Linked DNA regions of Homo sapiens: region 2 is linked to region 1. A link is a contact called in ENCODE POLR2A ChIA-PET data. All regions are on one chromosome and are shown on one strand. The core of a region is the stretch at or near the end of the contact, and the rest is flanking DNA. Distances in the headings are between cores, read along the strand shown. Region 1 holds the start of USP54 (ubiquitin specific peptidase 54). Region 2 holds the start of DUSP13A (dual specificity phosphatase 13A).

The links. ChIA-PET counts read pairs that join two places held with the same protein, here RNA polymerase II (POLR2A).
Region 2: POLR2A ChIA-PET joins it to region 1 with 18 read pairs in PC-9. The contact joins the promoter of DUSP13A here to the promoter of USP54 in region 1. POLR2A ChIA-PET finds 5 or more read pairs at or near these places in 2 of 52 experiments (PC-3 and PC-9).

What each region holds. Positions count from the first base shown.
Region 1 is chr10:73,586,723-73,593,458 of GRCh38, reverse strand. USP54 (ubiquitin specific peptidase 54) reads left to right here and starts at 2,117. Exons shown (of 24, transcript NM_001391956.1): 1 at 2,117-2,181. RefSeq lists an enhancer at 1,084-1,834.
Region 2 is chr10:75,103,820-75,111,023 of GRCh38, reverse strand. DUSP13A (dual specificity phosphatase 13A) reads left to right here and starts at 1,867. Exons shown (of 3, transcript NM_001007271.3): 1 at 1,867-2,015; 2 at 2,815-3,032; 3 at 5,156-5,355. The coding sequence starts at 1,867. The coding sequence ends at 5,355. It also overlaps a transcript of DUSP13B not described here and a transcript of SAMD8 not described here. RefSeq lists enhancers at 1-558, 4,433-4,482, 4,204-5,047, 5,893-6,737, 6,738-7,204.

The DNA of each region.
Region 1 (6,736 bases), core at 868-3,367:
TCTCCCTCTTGACGTAGTTAGCAATCATGTACCCAAAACCTTTTCTTTCTATTTTTATTTTTCCTTTTTTTTTTTTTTTTTTGAGACAGGGTCTTGCTCTGTGGCCCAGACTGGAGTGCAGCGACACAATCACTGCTCACTGGGGCCTTGACCTCCTGGGCTCAAGGGATCCTCCCACCTCAGCCTGGAGTAACTGGGACCAGAGAGGTGCGTGCCACCACACCAGGCTAATTAAAAACTTTCTTTCTTTCTTTTTTTTTTTTGTAGAGAAGGGGCCTCCCTGTGTTGCCCAGGCTGGTCTTGAACTCCTGGGCTCAAATGATCCTCCCGCAATGGCCTCCCAAAATGCTGGGATTACAGGCGTGAGCCCCTGCACCCGGCCTATAAAACCTTTTCTACAGGCAGTTTGACACTCACCTAACAAAAACTTGTAGTTACCCAATTTATTTTGAATGGCGAAGCCCAGTGGTTGATACAGGGTTCTCTTTCTATTTGGCACAGAACCTCTTGTGCAGTCTTGAAGAGGGAATAAGAAATGTCTGAAAATAACTTATGCAAGGCAGAATGTGAGTATCATAGCAGAGTTTTATGGGAGGTGTTTTCTGAGGGGCCTCTGGAGAGATTACAATCTATTAGAGTGAGATTTCCCTGTGGATCACTTCCCTTACCTGGATGAGACATGAAAAGTAATGTTGTCTAGTTGTAATCAGGGTTGAAGCTCTGTAACTCTGTCCCAGTACTCTAGTTTTATTTGATTAGTTTCACAATGAATATATACCTATATTTTAATGACTTGATTGAAGAGCTTGGTCTTGATGTTTGTATGTCTTTATTTGCAGTCAGCACTTATCAGTAGAAATTTTGTGTTTCACACTTTGAAATGGCATTACTACCTCCTCCTCCACCTAGCACCACTAGGAGACCTGAGTTAGAATGCTAATGGTTAACAAGAAAAGCAACAGTATCTTTTTTTTTTTTTTTTTTTTTGTGGCACTTTCCTTGTGGCCAAAGGACTACTTCAATTTAATATACTGTATTGTTAAAATGTAAGAGCTTAATTAGTTTTGGACATTGCCCATGTTTGTTAAATTTTACCAATAAATCTTAATTACATCTTTTTTTTAGTCAACTCGTATATTTTCTCTCAACCTATAGAAACACAACAGACCTTCATATTTGGCAAGGATTCTGCTGATGAGTTTTTTTCATCAGTATGCTTATAAAACAACTTCTTTCAATAAAACTGTTTTATAACCTCAGGTAATACATAGAAGGGTGTGTGTTGGTCCTCTGGGGCCTTTGTGCCCTGCCTGCAAATGCAAGTTCTCGGTTGACTGATCACATGTTTGGGGGTGGGACTCTGCCTGCTGTTTGTTCTTGGTGATGTAACTAGGTCTCTTCCCCGAGAGAGGGGTGGAGATCTTTCCCTGTTGTGGACTTTGGGGTTGAGAACCCTTAGATCCCAAGCATTTTAAAATTGACTCAGTAGATTCCAATGGCTCAGTTTAAATAATAATTTTCTTTAATAGTGTGGCTCGTTTAAGACAGTTGGAGGAGTTTTGCCTATTAAAATGATTTGATTTAATTTAAGCCCAGTCTTGGAATTCTGAATTAGGGATTCCAACAATAACATTGTTTTGATTATTCTGTAAACAACTACAAAAATGTTGTCTTCTCGTGCTCCTTTTGACTGCAGTGCAAAGGAATTTTTTTGTGGGGGACTGGCCCTTCTTTGGAAGCAGCAGCCACCCTGCAAACCTTATTGTTTAATGACCTTTGTCATCAGGAATGCCCCAGGAAACAGCTTCATAATTGTTTTTCTTAAGCCTCAGGTGAAGTTTGTGATAACGTCCTTTCAAGTTACTTTTGGTTAGTTTCTTAAGTTTACTTTGTTTTTAATTGGAAGCTCCACCTTTTTAACTTTGTCATGAATTGTCAGTGCTGAGTTCCTGGTAGTTGGTAAAAAGAATTGCCTTCTCTCTGATATCCTGTTCTGCGGGAAGTCCTTGTGGTTTAGATTCACAGTTTCTCATTGTTGCTAGCTACAGTCGTCTCCTCCCTCCTAGCCTTCCCTCCCCACAGCTCTAGCTATTCCCATATCCCTCCCCATTCTTGTATCACTTGCCCCACAGATACCCTCGTGATTAGAGGTCTTTTGCTGGAGGTTGACTGTGCTGTCTGGTAAGTATTGTAGTTGTTGTGGTAAAAACAGATAGATAGAAGATTCAGGAACCGGTTAGTTTTTGTGAAGTTTTCTTTCTTTTAAAAAAAATATTCCCAAGCACTGATTAATAAGCTATTTCTTTTAATAGCAGTAGATTAAACTTTGAAATTGAGATTTTAGGACTCTCAACTTTCAAGAGGCATCTTTCAAGCTGTTGTTTGTGCTCTTTCCCCCTCCTCTCTGTTACAATTATTAGATTTTGGAGATTTCATATTTTTTCCAAAAAAAAAAAATTCATAGATTTTCTTGAGTTCCTTAGAATTAAAGGCAAGAATTGTGGATTTAGTATTTTAAATTTCCTTCAAACAGAAGAAGGTTATTTGTGATTTCTTTATACCTATTTTCAGTATTAACATACTGGTTAAAGTAGTAATGAAGAAAAAAGAGCCTATTTTGTGGCTAAATTGGAAAGTAGCTGAATGATTCTTTTTTCCTATCAGCAGAATAGTGTTGGCAAAATCCACTAAGATTTTGGCAATATGTTGTCAATTCTAAGAGATGGTTTGCCAAGTACTTCAGGTTAACAGATGCTTCTGGGAATGATTTTTGGGAAGTTAGATAAATTTGTTCATTAGCACCTGCTTCCTTGAGGCATGAGGCCTATGATCCTTTTGAAAGTAAAATATTTAATATTTGATATTTAGATTGAGTCAAATATCACTTTCATAATGGGCTATTTCCTTGCGTTTTGTGTTTTGAGCTTCTAAGAATATTTGTGTGTGTATTAAAAAAAAATTTTTTTTTGGATACTGGATGGTTGATACTTTGGTATTTCAAGCAGTTATAAGTGATGAGCTTTGGATTCTCCCAAACTACTGCTAGTTAGAAGTCATCTTTATGGTAGATGATGTGAGAGGAAACTTGTTTCTGGGATTTCATTGCTGTTCAGTTGAGGCACTTATTCAAATGATGGTTGTATTCGTACAGTAATGATTTCTTGAGCTCCTAATATGAGGTAAGTGCTGGGTCCTTGCTAAGTGCTTTGCATTTACTTCTAATTCCCAGTACAACCTGGCCAGGTAGTAGTATTGTCCCTCTACAAAGCGGCTATACATAGGTAGAAAGAACATGGGTTTTCTTTCCTGCAAAGTGAGAAAAATAATCACTATTTGGCAGGTTAATTGTGAGAATTAGAGGATATACCATGTGTCCAGTGCCTAGCGCAGTGCCAAACATGTAGTTTGTATTCACTAAGTGGGCTACCATTATTATAATTTTACACCTGATGAAAGAGGATAAGTAATCTGCTGAAGGTCACTCAATTGTAAGTGGTAGAGCTAGGATGTGAACTGGCTCAAAGTGTGAAGTCTGGTAGCATGTTTTCATTTGAGTATTGTAAAGGCTGTTAGAGTAGATTTCATTCCTTCTCATCCCTTCACCTCCTGCCCCTACAGAGGAAATCTTCTTTATAGATATTCTCCTTTCTTTGGTATCCTCTGTCGCCCTCCCAGTCAGTCATGTGCTTGCTCTCTCACACTGGAGTTGCTTGTGCCATTCAGTACCAGTGTTCTCCCAACAGAAATGAGTCAAGCCAGTGCTGTCAGTTTGCTTCCCCTCCTTTTTTCCTCTTGTTGATAGCACTGTCATACTTTCATTATTGTTTGTACTGAAATAATTTGAGTACGGGTATATTTATAATGATTAATAAATAATGCATTGATGGAATCAAGTGTTTAAAAAGTCTTAGTGATTCATAAAATTCGGGATAAAAATCTCTGGTTCTAAATGATTAAATCAGAAGGTTATTATATAGGGTAACTTTCTGGAACTCATTGTTTTGCTATCCAGGGGCCTAATAAATTGCTATTGATTTTTGTTCCTTTAACCACTGCTATTACTAGTTTGCTACTATTGGCAGTAGGGTTTAGAAAGAACATTTCGTTTGTCCTACTGACCATAAAATAGAGTATCTTTCTTCTGTAGACCTTTTGGAAGCGCAAGGTATGATTTAGATGCGATATGATTTTGGCAGGAGATTCAGGGACAAGCTAAAGAGCTGTTTGGTTATGCCTGTAACTGAGTTATCTCTAAACGGAAAAATGTGAGTTTGATTGGTCTCATGAAACTTAGTTCTTCATTTATTTGTTTAACAAGGAATGAGCATTTGTTGAGTGTAAGGCAATGTAACTTTCTACCTTGTATTCTAATAAAGTATTGATATACTGGTTAAATATTGATTCATGATGTTCCTGGGAGGGAGAGAGAAGTCCCAGTTGGTGTGGAGAGGTATTTAAAAAGACAATCATTTGGGAAATGAATTAATGTAAATGACTGCTCCTTCCTGCTGATGTATGACTATTAGTAGTTCCTATCACTGTAAGTAGCCAGTGGTATGACTTCTTCAAATAGGTTTGCTCAGTGGAAAAGATTGCTAGTATTAGGTAGGACTGGGAAGATGGGAGGAGCATTCGTTGATTGAGAAATACAAAAAACAAAGTAACTGGGCATGTGCACAGAACAAATCTTTTTGTATGTTTTAAGGGTAGATGAGGTTGGAAATGTGCAGGGGATAAGATTGTGGAAGGCCATTCAAAGCCAGAGTTTTGGCTGTATTTTGTCACTGAAGTTTTCTAAGCTAATTGTGATTCATCAGTTTGCTTTTGCAATATTGTATAGATGGGATTAGAGAGGAAAGAATAGTTAGAAAGTTTCTGCAATAGTCTGGGTGAATTGTATTGAGAATGCACTGGTTTTAGAATACATTTTTCCCAGGCTGGGCGCGGTGGCTCACGCCTGTAATCGCAGCACTTTGGGAGGCTGAGGTGGGCGGATCGCTTGAGGTCAGGAGTTTGAGACCAGCCTGGCCAACATGGTGAAACCCCATCTTTACTAAAAATACAAAAATTAGCTGGGCGTGGTGGCACACACCTGTAATCCCAGCCACTATGGATGGAGGCTGAGACAGGAGAATTGCTTGAGTCTGCGAGGCGGAGGTTGCGGTGAGCCAAGATCACGCCACTGTACTCCAGCCTGGGTGACTGCGAGACTCCGTCTCAAAAAACAAAAACAAAAACAAAAAACAACAACAACAAAGGATACATTTAAGAAAAAAAAAAGGATACACTTTTCCCCATTTTTTATATGGCCTTGGGATTTATGCTATCAATTATAGTTTAATCTCCTGAAATTTTTATAGTAGTTATATGTGTGTGTGTGTTTGCCTGTAAGAGAAAGAGAGATGGGGGAGAGATAATGCATATAGAGGATGGTCAGTCATCATAATCACAGTTACTCTTTATGGAATTCCTGTTTTGTACCTGGCCCTAAGTATTCTGCGTACATTATTTTGTTGCATCCTTTCAGCAGATCACATTTATTATAGGTAGTAAATGGCCTGAATGTGATGGAGCTAGGATTGGAATGTAGATTCATCTTATTCTTCATCATCATTATCCTCACCATAATCATCATCAAAACATTTATTCCACACTTACCACATATTAGGCACTGGGCTAATTATACGTATCTACATTATTTTATTTAATTCTTATAACAATCCTATGAGATAGATGTTATTATTAGTCACATTTTTTCTGATGAAGTACCTAAGAGTTAGTTCAATAACTTGGTCAATATGCCACAGCTGTTAGATGGTGGAGCTGAGACCTGTTCTATTCCACTAACTCTGTGTCCCCAAGTTGTATAATTCACATAATGTTCTCTAGGAATGGGACCCTTTGGATCTCCACTAAAAGCATGTTACCTCCCGAGGTTCTGCAATATTGTTGGCCCTGCAGAGGGTGCACTTTTTGTTTTTTTTGAGATGGAGTCTCGCTCTGTTGCCCAGGCTGGAGTGCAGTGGCGCAGTCTCGGCTCACTGCAAGCTCCGCCTCCCAGGTTCACGCCATTCTCCTGCCTCATCCTCCCGAGTAGCTGGGACCACAGGTGCTCGCCACCACACCCGGCTAATTTTTTTGTGTTTTTTAGTAGAGACGGGGTTTCACCGTGTTAGCCAGGATGGTCTCGATCTCCTGACCTTGTGATCTACTTGCCTCAGCCTCCCAAAGTGCTGGGATTACAGGAGTGAGCCACTGCACCCGGCCTGCAGAGGGTATACTTTTAACCACTATGTTCTTTCTACTACCATGCTGCTTCCTTTAGAAGTCAGTAAATTATACAACTTTAGATCTTTATAAGGAAGGGCTAAGTAGCCTGCAGCTGTCATTTCTTAGTTCTTATAATTTGTCAATTATAACAAAGTGAAACGTGCCTTTTTGTTTTCTTTCCAACTACTTTTTAACAAATTTTAGACAAATTTGTTATACATGACAGTTATCTAAGTTCTTGTGCAGGAAAAATAAGACTTTTTGTCCTTTATCAGCATACAATTCTTCTGTTGTACATGATGTAATAGTTTGAAGCTGCCAAAGTCCAGCCCTCAGGAAATTGTTTGAGTTGAGTAACTATTCGCTGGAGAGTTTAAGATAACCAGCTCATAAATCAACAAATAGCTTGGCCCTTTTTATGGTTGTAGATGCTTATCTCTTTCTATTTTCAAGCTTGAATCAGAAG
Region 2 (7,204 bases), core at 618-3,117, 1.5 Mb before region 1:
GCCAGCATGGGGAAACCTCGTCTGTACTAAAAATACAAAAATTAGCCGGGCGTGGTGGTGCATACCTGTAATCCCAGCTACTCGGGAGGCTGAGGCAGGAGAATCGCTTGAACCCGGGAAATGGAGGTTGCAATGAGCCGAGATCACGCCATGGCACTCCAGCCTGGGCGACAAGAGCAAACTCCATCTCAAAAAAAAAATCCTAGTGCTAATTCTGCAAGGGGGATCCTATAGCACAGAAAAGTAAAGAAACATACTGCCTGACATATTGCAAACTGATATTCCAACCCAAATCTCTCTAACATCAGATCCTGTATTTTCCTCACTCCACCATGCTGCACCACCCTGAGGGAAGGTCTCCTCCCAAGCCAGGTCTAGCATTGGCATAAACCAAGTCCAAACCCAGCTGTAACCTGGACACGAGCCCCTCCTTGGTCTTGCCTCCCCACACAGTGCCGGGCCGACTTCAATGGTTCTGAATGGGATAGACATGAGTGTAGACTGCTTCCATGGGATGCCCTGGTGTGGCCTTTCCCTTCAAACTGGTCTTAAGGCCAAGGGCAGCTGGGAACCTCCCCACTGCAGCTCATACCCTTCCCAGCTCCATTAGGGCCACTGAGAAGTCACATGAGAGAGGGTGAGACATCTCATCTCTCTTGCTGATAACCAGCTCTGGCAGAAGGACAGGTTGACCTTTCTCAGTTTCTATTTTGGGACCCAAAGCCCTTATAGGCAGAGGAATCTCCCTCCCACTGTTTCTGATGACAGTTAGCCCCTTTGGCTCTCAAAGTCTAGGGCAACACTCACCTCCCGTCTCCCCATTTGACATACAAGGCCCTCTTCAGCCTTCTCTTCTGAGAAGTTAGCCATCTTCACTACAGGACCATTGTTCAAACCTTGCCCCATTGGCCCGGCACGGCGGCTCACACCTGTAATCCCAGTACTTTGGGAGGCCGAGGCAGGCTGATCACTTGAGGTAGGAGTTCAAGACCAGTCAGACCAACATGGCAAAACCCCATCTCTACTAAAAACACAAAAATTAGTGTGGCATGGTGGCACATGCCTGTAATCCTAGCTACTCAGGAAGCTAAAGCAGGAGAATCACTTGAACCTGGGAGGTGGTAGTGGCAGTGAGCCAAGATGATGCCACTGCACTCCAGCCTGGGTGACAGAGTGAGACCCTGTCTAAACAAAACAAAACAAAAAAAAACACCTTCCCCCTCCCCCCATGAATCTTGTGGGCACCCTTTAAAGGAAGCTCTCCATGTCTCTTACCCATATTTCTCTGACTCTACAACTCAGAAAACTGTCCCTGACCTCCGTAATTCAGAGACTCATCCAACAGACATCCAATCCAGCTCCTGCCCAATTTGTGGCCCACCTAGACTGTACACTTCTTTCAGTTCTTTCTATCATTCATCCTTGGAACCAGCCACCTCCTCTGCACCCTGGATCTCTACTTTAACTCAGTCCTCAGAACCTAATAGCCTTAGGCAGGGCTCTACATCTACTAATTCCACAGATGTTTCTAAGCACCTACTATGTGTCAGACCCAGCATGTCCTTTGTTTCATCTAATCCTCAAATTCTCTGAGGTAGGTGTGATTATCCTTACTTTACAGATGAAGAAACTGAGGTTCAGGGTGGTAGCTGACTTGCAGAGGTCTCTCTGATTCTGTGTTCTCATGGAGTTTGGGGGTGGGGGGAGGCTTGGGGAGGAAAAGGTCTTGTCCACTCCAGAGGCCCCTGTGACTTGCTGAGTCACTTGCTTCTGTCACCTGTCCCTGTCAATCTCTGGGAAGGAGAAATGACACTGGAGAGGCAGAGAGGAGTGACCACAGAGGCAGAGGGGTGGGCGGGCTGGCCCATGGCTGAGACCTCTCTCCCAGAGCTGGGGGGAGAGGACAAAGCCACGCCTTGCCCCAGCATCCTGGAGCTGGAGGAGCTCCTGCGGGCAGGGAAGTCTTCTTGCAGCCGTGTGGACGAAGTTTGGCCCAACCTTTTCATAGGAGATGCGTGAGTGGTAGCTGGCCAAGGGGCATGGGGGTGGGGACGTGGAGAGGCAGTTCTTGGTCGCTTTACCAGACACAGGAGGGTGGAAACAAGGAGAAATAGCTCTGCTCTGACCATCCCAGGCCAGGGACCTTCTCCAGGACCCCCGGGGGTGCTGAGGTCAGTGCAGTGACCAGGTATGGCCACCAGGGAGAGCAGGGACTTCGCCTGCCTGAAAGCAGGGAGTCTCCCAGGAGTTCCAGGAAACATTTCCAGGACAACTGTCAAGTGTAGAGGCAGAGGCCCAGGAAATAGTATTTGGGGCATGAGATAAGGTAGACAGAGAGCCCCCTGTTTCTGGGCCCAGCCTCCCTCCTCTGGATACAGACGGTGGAGAAGCCTGACTGAAGGTGAATCAGAGAAGGTGTTGCCTCTAAACATTTGTAGGTTAGAAGCAGGTATGAGGTGGTAGCCAGTAGAGGACGGATATGCGTGGGAGGACATGGGGCAAGAAGGGAGGGGCAGCCAGGTTCCAGGGCTGAAGCAATCCCTTCCTTCCTGTCCTGGCCAAGGCAGGGACAGATGCATTGAGGAAGCAAAGAGGGTCTAAAGATCCCCCGACACACACACCGCCGGCTCAGCCACCAGAAAGTGCGGGGCTCTGGGTATAGGGCTGTGGAGTCAGACCCCACTTGGAGCTTGCTGGGGTTGGACTCTCTTTGGACCCTAATGGCTCGGTCCCTCTGCAGCAGGGGGCCAGGCACAGCCTCCCTCCTGGTCCCATGGCTTGGCCGGCATCAAGTGCCCTTCCTGCCCTCCCCAGGGCCACGGCAAACAACCGCTTTGAGCTGTGGAAGCTGGGCATCACCCACGTGCTGAACGCCGCCCACAAGGGCCTCTACTGTCAGGGCGGCCCTGACTTCTACGGCAGCAGTGTGAGCTACCTGGGGGTGCCAGCCCACGACCTCCCTGATTTTGACATCAGTGCCTACTTCTCCTCTGCGGCTGACTTCATCCACCGTGCCCTCAACACGCCTGGGGGTAGGACTTGGGGTCCAAGCCCATATCCCATCTTGCTCATTCATGGGGAGGATGCCTCATTTCCTCTCAGTCATCAGTGCCCTCCCATCCCTGCTTTTTAAAAATCCTCTGCTTAGGCCGTGTGTGGTGGCTCATGCTTGTAATCCTAGCACTTTGGGAGGCCGAGGTGGGTGGATCGCCTGAGGTCAGGAGTTCAAGACCAGCCTGGCCAACACGGTGAAACCTCGTCTCTACTAAAAATACAAATATTAGCCGGGCATGGTGGCACCCACCTATAATCTCAGCTACTCTGGAGGCTGAGGCAGGAGAATTGCTTGAACATGGGGGGCGGAGGTTGCAGTGAGCCGAGATCATGCCACTTCACTCTAGCCTGGGCAAAAGGGCGAAACTCCATCCCCCCCCGCCAAAAAAAAGTCCTCTGCTTAGTGCTCCAGCATTTTGTCGAACCCGATTCCTTCCCAGATGGGGAAACTGAGGCCTGGAATACAAGGTCATGCCATGAGTTAGGAGCAACCCTGAGGCTGAAAGCCATTTCTCCCAAACAGCAGAACAGCTCTTTCTCTGCAACACTCAACTTTGGGAAAGCACCATTTGGTACCTAGATGTCTGCCCCAAAGTACTTTTTTTCTCCTTTTTTTTTTTTTTCTGAGACAGAGTCTCAGTGCTACCCAAGCTGGAGTGCAGTGGCGCGATCTCTGCTCCTCCGCCTCCTGGGTTCAACCTCTGCCTCTGGGCTTCAAGCAATTTTCGTGTCTCAGCCTCCCAAGTAGCTGGGACTACAGGCATCCGCCACCATACCCGGCTAATTTTTGTATTTTAGCAGAGACAGGGTTTCACCATGTTGGCGAGGCTGGTCTCGAACTCCTAACCTCAAGTGATCTGTCTGCCTCGGCCTCCCAAAGTGCTGGGATTATAGGCATGAGCCACCGCACCCGGCCCCCAAAGTACTTTTAACTAGAAAAGAAATATATCTTCAAATACTCAGGATACAGCATAGGAGCCCAGGGAGGCTGGTGTCCTGGCTTTGTGTCCATCCTAGAAGACAGCTGTGTCCCTCACTGTGTGACCCTGGGCAAGCCAGTGTCCCTTTCTGGACTTCAGTTTCCTCATCTATGTGACAGGAATGACAAGATTACAGCTCACATGACTTTTTAGTATCCAACACACTTTGACATTCTTTTGCTATTTATCCATTCATTCACCAGCTATTTACTGAGTATCCACTACGTGCCTGGCACTGAGCTAAATACTGGGAATCCAGACTTTAAGAAGCAGGATCCCTGCCCTCTTGGAACTGGTGGAAAGACAGCCAAATTGCGAATAGTATAGTGAGAGCTACTCATAAGAGTGGGCCAGTGTGGAGGGCTCTGGGAGCACACGGCGGGGGTGCTAAGCCCAGAGGATCGGGAAGGTGGGGGGACTTCCCTCTACAAAGGTATCCATGGGTAATATGCAAAAAAGATGAGCTGCTTTGTGATTCAAGCAATACTTTGAGCGGTCAAGAAAGCCTGTGGAGGAAGCCGTGTCTCAGCCAAAACCTGGTGGATGAGTAGTGGAAGTTAGTCAGACCGAGACCAGGGGAAACAATTTGCAGGTATTTGGAATAGCATGTGGTAAGGCTGGAGGTCAGAAACCATGGCAGCCTCAAGGAACTGCAAGTTCCTCCATGTTTCTCGAGCTGAAGGTGGGGGAGGGACAATCTGAGATGAGGCGACAGGGGCCAGCTCTTGAAGTGTTAAAAAGGTTTGGAGGCCAGGAGCGGTGTCTCACGCCTGTAATCCCAACACTTTGGGAGGCCAAGGTGGGAGAATCACTTAAGTTCAGGAGTTCAAGACCAGCCTGGGCAACATAGTGAGACTTTGTCTCTACTAAAAAAAAAAAAAAAAAAAAGAAAAGAAAGAAAAGAAAAAAGAAATTCGGACCCTATCCCAAGGGTAGGCAGAACAGGTGTTGATCTACCCATTTTACCGATCAGGAAACTGAGGTCCATAAAGGCTGAGTGACTTGCTCAGGATCACAGAGTGCACCCAAGGCAGGGTCAGGAAAGGAACTTGGGTCCCCATCCCAGCCCGTGGGTGGGCCGGTGTGTGGGACAGGGTTTTTCACCAGGATGTCTTCCTCAGCCAAGGTCCTGGTGCACTGTGTGGTGGGCGTGAGCCGCTCTGCCACGCTGGTCCTGGCCTACCTCATGCTGCACCAGCGGCTGTCCCTGCGCCAGGCGGTGATCACCGTGAGGCAGCACCGATGGGTCTTCCCCAACCGAGGCTTCCTGCACCAGCTCTGCAGGCTGGACCAGCAACTGCGGGGTGCCGGCCAGAGCTGAGGGGCCAGGTGAGGCCTCAGGGGGCAAAGCTGGATGTGGTTGGCCGGAAGAGGCCAGGTGAGGGCCTAGGCTGCAGACATAGGATTGGATTCTTCCAGGATTGGTTGGCAGGGCTGTGTGTGGCTGGAAGTGAGGATTAAAGGGGGCCTGGCCCTCTCTCCAAACTGCTGGGTTCCCTTAACCTACCCAGGGTCTCACCCAAGGGCCTGGCCTAGGCAATTCTCCTGTAGGACCCCCAACCCATATCCCCCACCCCACCTGGATCCTTCAGACCCCAAAGAGAAGAGAAGGACTAGGATGCGAGGGTGTGGAAAGCATAAAATGGAAGAGGGGAGACTTTCCTACCTGGTCTTGGGGCCAACCTGCCCTGCCTCAGCTGAAAGCCTGTGGGGGCTCCCCTAAATCTCACTGAGGCATCTGCACAGCCAGCCTGGACCCTCCTGAACCTCCACATCCCCTTCCCCCTAGGTCTGGACCCCAGGTACAGTGCCACAGAGAAAACTTTCCAGGCTTAGCTAATTCTCATCAGTGAGCTAAGGCCAGGCCTCCACGGTGGCTCCCCACCCAGCAGGGCCTGCCTCCACCTCTGCTTCCTCTACAACTCCTTGCCTGTCTCGCCTCAAGCCTGTCTTTGGCTGTCCCTACCACCCCATGCCACAGACGGGCTGCCATTTGGGGGTGGGTGACTGGCCTGGGCATGCTTGGGAGCTGGAACAGCAGTAGCTTTTTCCTCCCAGAAACCTCCCAGGGCAGGGCCTGACTCTCTCCCTGCCTCCCACCCCTAAGAGCAGTTCCTGTCTCTGAAGGCATAGCCAGCCCAAGCAGAAGGGAGGCCCTTCAGCAGCATCGACCCCTTCCCCTGTGCTGGCTGGAGGATAAGCATCTTGAGGAGCAGGATTAGGGAAGGATCAGGGGCTAAGTTTAGAGTTTGGGGGTGACTGTGATAAGAAACTTTGGGTTATAGCTGGGCTTGAGATTGGCCTGTAGCCAAGCTGTGGCATGGAGCTCTGTGGGTAGAAGGTCTGAAGGGGGCATGTTTCCCATGGAATGGCAGATTCCCTGCCTGCTCTCTCTCCTCTAGACAGGACCCAGGAACCTGGCGGAGCATCAGATCTCGGACCATGCCCAGTCACCCTTCTCCCTCAGCCTGGGGCCTTAGGCTCCCTGACCTCTGACCTCAGCATCTTTCCCATCAGGCAGCTGACTTTGGGGAAGTTGGATAGGCAGGGGTACAGCATTGCACAATTCATGGAGGTGTCATCCACCAAACTGTGCAACTGGAGGCCCCAGGAGTTATGCAGTGTGCAGCCTGTGCAGCCATACAGAGCAGCTCTGGGTCCAGGTACTCTGAAAGATAAGGGGCCCATGGGGAGAGGTCATCTCTGTCCCTAAGCCATGGATACCAAATCTACCTCCTCATCTCTCCCAGCAGCTGCACTCACTTGACCTTATGCACAGGGCTCAAGGCAGAAGCAGGTTTAGGTGACAGCTCTTATCCCTGCCCCAACAAGTCCCAGCCAGCCTGGGCCTTGGTTCACCTGCCTGTAACACAGAGCTCATCTCTCTTCCAGAGCTGGTCCTTACTCCCTGCCATGGGGCTCTGCCACTTTGCCACCCTGGCACTGATCCTGCTGGTGCTGCTGGAGGCTCTGGCCCAGGCGGACACACAGAAGATGGTGGAAGCCCAGCGTGGGGTCGGCCCTAGAGCCTGCTACTCCATCTGGCTCCTCCTGGCGCCTACACCCCCTCTCAGCCACTGTCTTCAGTCTCCACAGGTGGGAGTGGGCTCCCCTCTCAGCCAAGCCCTCAGGCTTCTTGGCCAGGGACCCCAAGTTCCCTGGGAAAGTGG